Linked DNA regions of Homo sapiens: region 1 is linked to region 2. The links are chromatin loops, found by intact Hi-C in ENCODE. Cell type or tissue: GM12878. All regions are shown on one strand. Links, peaks and the distances in the headings refer to the core of each region. The heading gives the core; the rest is flanking DNA.

Evidence for each region. Peaks named below come from ENCODE experiments on the same cell type or tissue, not always from the same donor. Only the 100,000 strongest peaks of a DNase experiment are listed, where the experiment ranks them.
Region 1: it touches region 2 in a loop (4-fold over the local background); 2 of 110 quality-filtered maps call a loop at or near these places.

The regions. Positions count from the first base shown.
Region 1 is chr1:199,241,275-199,245,676 of GRCh38, reverse strand. The region is part of intron 3 of LINC02789 (long intergenic non-protein coding RNA 2789); the gene reads right to left. Among named protein-coding and RNA genes, the nearest start is that of LINC02789, 95 kb to the right of the region's middle. RefSeq lists enhancers at 1,904-1,993, 2,014-2,123, 2,164-2,263. In GM12878, for the core only: a CTCF peak has its summit at 2,041 (motif pointing right); DNase peaks (open chromatin) are centred at 2,006 and 3,337.
Region 2 is chr1:199,039,360-199,043,761 of GRCh38, reverse strand. LINC01221 (long intergenic non-protein coding RNA 1221) reads right to left here. Exons shown (of 3, transcript NR_126351.1): 2 at 2,090-2,206. Among named protein-coding and RNA genes, the nearest start is that of LINC01222, 23 kb to the right of the region's middle. In GM12878, for the core only: no CTCF peak of the experiment used is centred there; a DNase peak (open chromatin) is centred at 2,031.

The DNA.
Region 1 (4,402 bases), core at 142-4,141, 200 kb before region 2:
AGCATTATAACTGTTACAAAATGTCTAGATATTAAATTCAGTCATTTGCTTTCAATTGTATTTTTTTACAGATATATCATTGGTGAATACACATACATGTATCACCATGAATGATAATGGCATCTAATTTTAGGTGATGATTTGTTTCATAATATTTCACATATGGGTGCTTTACACAAAAATATTAAAGAACTAGAAAACATAGGACTTCTCACTGCATTCTTCATTATAATGTAGTATATTACTCTTATGTATGACAACCATCAACACAATTGATGACCACATATGTGGTATAATTTCACTAGATATTTGAAGACATCAGTATCTCCCTGCTGTCTTTCCTTACCCAATGGTTAGGACCAGAAATTTCAGTGTTGAACTCTCTTATTTTCCCCTTTAGTTTGTCTTTCTTTCTATTCGTCTTCCTTGTTTCTTTTTCCTTTATGTCTTCAATTTAATCATTTACTTTTAAATTCTTGTTTGTTCACTATTCATTTAATGAAAATCAGGGACTTTGCTAGGAATACAAAGATAGTACTAATAAAAGATTTTATATGTATTCACCTATAAATTCTACTGGGAAGATTTTCACTAATCTGAGCGGGTATCAGTAACTGACTCCTCAGTATGACCAAAGCACCCAAAAATAGGTTTAGAAAAAGGGTTATAGAAGAATGTGAAGGTTTTGGATGGCTGAGTACGAGAAGGCATACCAAATATGGCAACAAATAGAATTCTAGGCACTGAAGATGACAATCAATTTCACCTGTTTGTCCAAAATTGACTCCATATTAGAAAAATCTAGATCATTTAACATCATTGCAACCATTTCTTCATTTAATCATTTTTCTAAAAACTTATACATATACATTCCCTCCAGGAAATTTCAGTTATCCAGGCTTAGTGCACAAATATTTAGATTTCTTGGCAAACATTCTTTTCTTTTATTCCTTTTTAAAATGAATATTTATTTATTTATTTATTATAGAGACAGGGTTTCACCATGGCCCAGGCTGGTCTGGAACTCCTGAGCTCTGGCAATCCACTGGCCTCGGCCTCCCAAAGTTATGGGATTACAGGTGTGAGCCAACACACTCGGCCACAGACATTCTTTTCACACAACATAACTGTCTCATGTCTATTTATTTCTAACAATGACTGCATTGTTCCCAAATAAAAATGCCTAACTTACCATCTAGAAAATATCACTCTAGCCCTTTTGCTTACTTTGCAAAGTTAAAACAGTATGTTGCAAAGATTGACCAGGACACAGATTGGAGGATGACTTGGAGAGAACAGAAACTGGAAACGCAGAAGCAATTGAAATACTCATTTTTCAGACTTAAATGCCACCTCTTTTCATCCTATCCTTGTCTTCCTTTTGTCAGGCAGATAGGAACACATATTTCTCTAATTTCCTTTAGGACATGGTGAGATAGATGTCAAGCTCTCTTTATGTTTTGTGTCGATATTCTATTCATATTTATTTAACTATGTACAGTTGTCCACGATCTACATCAGAGGTAATAAAGTATTAATTTTACACTATGATAGTGGTAAAGGAAAGGAATTTATAAGTGGAAATGAGTTTGGGAAAGATTGTGAAGGAAGGATTGACAGAATTTGATCCCTGATTATATGCCAGGTGGAGGGTAGGGAGAGCAAAGTTTTATAATAAGTTTTATGCATAATGTCCTGGGAAAATAGTGGTACCCTATGAGCAGAAGTGGGGACAAGATGTTTGTTGGGAAAATCTTAATACCGATCTGGACACAGTCAACATTTGGCAGAAAGGATTAATGGACTATTTGGGCAAAATTCAGAAATGGAAAGCTCAAATAAGATTCCCCATCGTCAGGTGTCCTTTTTTCTCACCCGGAAGCCGGGAGGAGAAGGATCCATGTTCAAGGCTCTCAGGCTTTCCTCTTTCTTCAGCAGAGGCCGCAGCTGCCTTTGCTCGGCCCCCATGGAAGCCTTCACTTTCGCCTTGGTGCCTGTCTGCAACATCTGAGCAATGCCCAGATCCTCCTCCAGATGGTGCTGCTGCCTCCTCCACTGCCACAGGTGCCCAGAGCCTGTGCTGCAGCCATGCCACTCCTGGTGCTGTGGACAGGGCCTGGGCGAGCTCTTAGACCATGAGGTGCTCTCCCGGGCCTCTACTCCTCTACCCCTTTGGGCCTCGTAAGATCCTCACGGGAGCCCTGGAGAGCAGGCTGAGGGGAGGGTGAAGGCCCTGACAGGTGATGACTTCTCTGACCAGATAACTGGGCTCTTGACTTTACAGGGGGCTCTAGAGCCCCCCATGTGACCCCAGCTAGGCTCCCTCCATTTTCCCTGCTCCCACATGACCTGGAAGCCATGGCCTCCCTCCTGAAGTAGGAGCTGGGACAGATGGAAAACTTTTACTTTGATGTCCCAATTCCCCCACCACCTATTCCCATGGCCACCACAGCCACTGGCAATGCCTCTCCCTCTCCCCCTCCCCACCTTTGACCTTCTCTAACCTTCTGCCTTGTATACCCTTTGCAGGCCTCTCCTGCCTCAACAAGCCCTGGCAGGGGAACGGGCTTGATGCCCTTGTCCTCACCACAGTAGCCTCCTCTCCTTCCACCTAGCCTTCTAGCCTGGTCTCCTACCCCAATCCTGACACCACCCAAGGGTACCACATGCAAAAGAACAGAGACCAGAGGCTCTGAGGGGACCACTAGAAGAACTGGGCAGAGGGGGAGGCCCTGGGGGACAAGGGCCATGTGCTGGAGTCACAGAGCAGGAGCTGAGGGAGAGAGCTGAGTCAGCCAAGCTGGAGCTTAGGAAGTCAAGGATCTGCTCACCAAGCCAGTGGACTAGTTTCCAAACAGAGGACCACCACAGCTAGGTGGGCAGGGCAGGGCTTTGTGTTGTAAGGGGAGCTGGTTTTCAGCCCTGACTCACTTTTGGTTTTGTGTTGAGGTGAGAGGGGCCCCTCTATCATCCCTTTGTCTCCAACTTAATTCCTACTATCACACCCTTGCCTTTTTTGGGGGCAGGGTAAGCAATGTCTGACCGTTTTGCCCAGGCGTGTCTCAAACTCCTGGGCTCAAGGCATCTTACCTCTGCCTCCCAAGGAGCTAGGACTACAGGGTGCATACGCCCCTACCTCTGGTTTTATCCATCTCTCCTCTCCTGTCCCTTTCTGAACGTGGTTCCCCTTCCTTCCTCAGAATGGTGGAATGTTTGGCCTCGGTCAACATTTACACTACTCAAATAACCCAGGAACTAAGGTACACAGGGACTGCAGAGAGCAGGACAGAGCTTGGAAACTTGATCTCTTGAAATTCAAATCAGTGGTTTCTTGCAAGTTGTTTTTGGTGGGTTCTGGAGTGGCTGTGGGATAGAATAAGGAAGTAGGGCCAGGAAGCTATGCAGATTTACTATGCAAATGAGAATAGGAAAGCTGCCTGGTTATGTAAGTCAAGGAAGGTTGTAAGTCAAGGAAGTAAGAATGGAACCCAAATAATGAAGCAGAAATTCAGGCCAAGTGCCCTTGGGGAACTACCTTTGGAGAGGGAGCCAAAAGATGGTCAAGTTCACAGAGCAGGTGAATATACAGGCAAATGAGGAGAAATGGGCAGGGTTGAGAATGGCCATAGTTGGAAACTAAGTGTTCATTTTAACTTTAGGAAATCAGCATTTTTTAAGGTGATGGGGTAGGGGTCTGCATCAGGTGCGAGGGTAGCGATGGATCCTTTGTGAGATTATGAACAGAAATAAAATGAAGAGTTTCTTTTTGAGAAAAAAATCAAATTATAGCAAAAAGGATTATGTCAGGGAGTTTTGGAGTGATAAACTACAAAGAGTTATCTTCAGCTGTTAATTTCAAAGCCAGGTTCTGTGAGTCCCACTGGTACAATTAAAAGATACCTAAGTCACAACTACAGAGAGATGGCAAATTGTATATTGCAAGCTCACAGTATACTAAGTGGTAGAATATGGATTTGAAAAAAGATAATTTTGTGTCTGAATGATGACAGTTTTATTGTTTTTGAAATTTCTTTAAAAATTAGTAAGCTGTGTGTATTATGTAGTCTAAGCTCTATAATCTTTAGTTGCTCACAAGTTTATATTATGTGAAAATATTTTTTAAAATTATTACTTGATAATATATTATTAATATTATTAAATGAGAATGCTAGTAGTTTAAAGCAATCTCAAATGTTTAGATATTAAACCCTTTATAAATTGTAACTTCCCATTTAAACAATTAATCCTATAAACTTCAGCCAAAAAGTTTTGTTTTCCGTGTAAAGGTTCTTGGTTGCAAATGGCAGAAACCAATGCTGCTTATCAGAAGTAGTAAAGAAAAAGAAAGTTGAAATGATGTATAGTACCTTGCATAACCAATAGAAAGGCAAGAGAACACATT
Region 2 (4,402 bases), core at 167-4,166:
CTAGGAATCTACTATATTTAAAAATCCAAAAGAGCTGTATTAAAGGACAGTGTGACAATGTGAATATGGACGTTGTAGAGAGTTTCAGACAAGTCTTAAATGTTTACAATATAGCCATCCTGCTACATAAAAGTTTGTCTCCCAGAGGATATATCTAAATCATTCTTTGGCCTGCCTTAGCTCTGGGAGAGACTAAACAAGCATCATGCATGAATTGTGCATGCTTGTAAAGCACACAGAAATATGTTATTAGAAAGTAGTATTTAACCTAAATAGAAAATCAGTAAAGTAGCATTTTAAATTATCTTGTAGCCTGATGAAAATTCAATTAGAACATGACACCCAAACATTTAGGAAATGAAGAAGTTTTCTAAGTACTTTAAAAAAGGAAAGAGAGATTGACTCTTCATATTTTCAAGAAGTAATTGGGAGAGTTATGTGAACTGGAAGAGGCCTCAGATGTGAAATGAACTAGGCTTCATGTAAATGAAAGGTATAATGATGGCTAAAACACGTACAAATCAGATAGCACCTGCCTGAAGTACTTAGACCGGGGAAAGAAGGAGAAGAAAGAAGATAGTGTTCAAAATGTTTGCTTAGATATTGATTAGAAGGTGAAATGTCAACTGGGCTTTCTTGCTAGACTGGGTACCTAGCAAACGCGATCCCATGAAATAGGCAAAAAGAAGTAAAGAATATGCACATCAACTATTTTATGTGACATGGTCTCAAGTTAGCGATTGATATACTAAGAGTGTTTGCCTTTGAGATGTTTTTCCCCAGTAATAGTATCTAGATTGCTTGAAGAAATTACTTTAAGTGCTTTAAGAAACCACTTAAAATCTGATAAATTCACTAGATGAATAGAATAGAATGAAAGACCAATGAATTATGCTTTTAATGAATTTATTGCAACTTTGTTGTCATTTTCTACTTCACACTTCTTTTTACCACGTATATTTTATAGCAAAAACACACAATTTTTCCGTGTGGGTGAGAATTTGAGTTATAGCCACAATATTATTGTTGAAGTATGTTTTTCAAAGTGTTTACAATAAAATGACTCTGGTAGTATGTTACAATATTGTGAAAGAATAATAATAATGATCATTAAAAGCAAAGTAATGAACAAAACCAGAAGCCACAAAGAAACCTTTCCAAGAGAGCATTTCCAACATTTTATATAAGGATGAATATATTCTTATATTTCCTTATATGGAGAATAATATATATGACATGCTGGAAGAAGAATAAAATAACTTAAAAAAAGAGAGAACGAACCAAACACAGAATGTACTTATTTTTGTTACTGTTCAAATTATTATGATGGGAGTTGCACAATAATGTTTAACAAGCACAAGCTTCAGACTCCATCACATCTGAGTTCAAAGCCTAAGCCCTAGGAGCTTGGTCAAAAGCCTCAATCTTTGTGAGTCTGTTTGCTCATCTATAATATGTGGATGGCAGTTCTGAGCTTATAGAATTTTCATTATAATTAAGTGAAATCACAAAACCAAATCAGTTCCTCTTAAGTGAGAAAAAGTGGCAAACTTTGTTGTTACTATTTTAATATTTATTATGAATATTTATACTTACTACCTTTTTCAATATCTATAATTAGACAATAAAAATATTTCCATTTTAAGGCATTCAATAATAGCTCTGTTAGCTTATAAAATGCTTCCTTGAGTTTCTTTTGGTTTGGTAAACATTTTTTTAAAAACCTTCATTGAGATTGCTTGGTTTTCAATATGATAAAGTGTAGGTCTCTATTTTAAACATCTTTTCTGAGAAGATAAGTAGCTATGTGATTTGCAAAATGCACAGCTTGTAAGTCTTGTAACTTTAAAATATTTCCCTTCTACTCTCTGCCTGCAGCCCTTCATCTCTCCGTTTCTTGGTCACCAGTTGAGTACAAACTCTCTGGTTTTAAAATGTTATCTATGTAAATTCTTCTGCCACAGCTGGACAAGATGCATTCAAGAGTTTTTCTGTTTCCTGTGTGGTGAAGCAGCTTTCCCCTAACGACTATTTCCCATCAGTACCACAAAGACCTACCTTCTTAACCACTGTTTCAACGGTTTCTTACCACTTCCACCTTTCTGTAGAACATTTCATTTGGAAGGAGAGTCACAAATACTTGTTCACTGGGCTGTTCAGACTGATAACGTCTCTTGGGACTTGAACATTGATGCACAATTCTCATCTGGAAAAAAAATTCAACTGTCAAACATTGGCAAAGAATACCAGAAATGAAAACAAACTCTTTTCTGTCTTAGTGTCACCATAAGATAATTTGTTTTGCTCTCTTAGAGAATAAAATTCTTTACCTTTTTTCTAAAAATCAAAGTAAAAACATTTCATTATTTGTCTATTTTGCTTACTTTAGCAAAAATTTTAATACATTTGGATTCTAAGCATGTGTTTTACTGATAAATGCATTAAATTGTTATTAGAAACTTTAGACCTAAGAATAGAAAATCAAATGAGATTGACAAACATGGTAACATAGGCTTAATTTTTTAATAAGGAATGAGAGAATTCTAGTACTTTATTCTAATACAATAAATAATGTCAAGACTTTTCTTTACATGTTCAAGATTTTTCATCTAAAAAAAGACCCATGTTAATTATTAACTGCAGAAACAAATTATAAGTATTATGTCTACATTTCTTATAAAGAAATAATATCTTAATATAGCCTTTAAAAATCATAATTATTTTACCTGCTCATTTGTAAAATACTAAATGTATTTGAATTATTTTTCATAAATTAAGGAATTATAAAAGTTTAACTGTCATTTGTATATTATATCTTGATCTTTTCATTCATTTTTATTTTCTGGATTTATGGTCTTTGTTCTTATGGTTTTCATTCTGTTATATGTTTCCAAGATATTTTCAAATAGAGTTTTAACTGAGTGATGCTAGATTAGAACATTTTCTAGTTCAAAATATTTGATGATTCAATAACATAAATTATGTTATGGCTCAAAATTACCCCTCCCCTCAATAAGCACACACTGATAAGCAATGACATGTGTGGAATAAAAATGACAAGAAAGTATGGCTCTGTCTCAACAAAAGGCAGAACTGACAGCTAATGTTTGTTATTGCTCTAAGCACCAGAAAGTGTGTACTAAAGAATACTAGGTTTTTAGACTGTGAATAGGTGTTCCACATACAACTACAGACATGCCAATATCTACTGGAATAAATTGGATAATTTCTTGCTGAAATAAAGTTAAGTTGGTATCTTTACACAGGTGTTCTCATAGACTTTGATGTGTTAACACTGTGAACATTCCAGAGAAGGATATGGCACAGATCTCTTGAAGCACCTCCTAAAACTATGAAAACACCCTTCGGCTCTATTAATATGTAAAACAAATATTGGCAAATTGTTGATTAAGAATCTGCTTATGCTGTTTTTCTGTACATTTAAGTAACCACAAATTGTGTTTTTTCTTTCACAATATGTCACTTCCTTTCCATTCTCAATGTCCCCACCCTAGTTTGGGCTTTTGCCTCTCTCTGCCCACCTCTAGTTTCTCTTCTTGTTCCATCCTATGAATTTAATCATATTAATCTTCTTAATGCAGCTCTAATAAGATCACAAATTTCTTTGAATATTTGCCACAGTTTCCTTTATGAAGAGCAAAAATCTTTCAAAATGTAATCTGATATGCAGGGGTATCTATAATGCAATCCCAACCAACTTTCTAACGTTTTTTTTTTTTCAAATGGCATTATTTCTTGACCCACCTGTTTGATGAATTGACCTGGTCACCAGTCATGTCAGAGATTTATTTTCTCTGATCTTTTGATCACATTAGTCCTTTGTCTGGAATATGCTCAACCAGCTTGTTCCTATTGAGATCCAGTGTAGTCCATTCCTTGGTTCAAATTGAAATGAAATTTCCAGCATGGAACTCTCAGATTCTTCCAACAGGACAAAGCCTTCCCCTCATCTGAAACTCCATAAAAGTTTCTTACAAAACTTTTGAGGTATATATCACATCTGTGTGTAGTTGCCTCAGTTGCCTGTCTAAACTGTGAAATGGTTTGGGATAGGAGATAGAACATCAGGGAGAGATTTCTGCTAGGAAGTCCATGGCTTTAGGCAGTGGTCAGTTATATATGAAGTGGGTGCAGGGGCATTCATCTGATGAGTTTATTATTCTGATAAAGTAAATGCTAAAACATTTCAGAATCACTTCTTTAAGAGAAGAGCTACAAGATACTCATATTACCTTCGGCAAAACAGCTTTTATTATTTTATCCTTTTTATACTTTATTGAATACACCAAATTTAGAGTGTGTTTTCCAAATATTTTATATGCCTTCATATTTGCTTTTATTCTTTGAACAGAAGATAGAAAAAAAATTCCTCTGTCCAAAA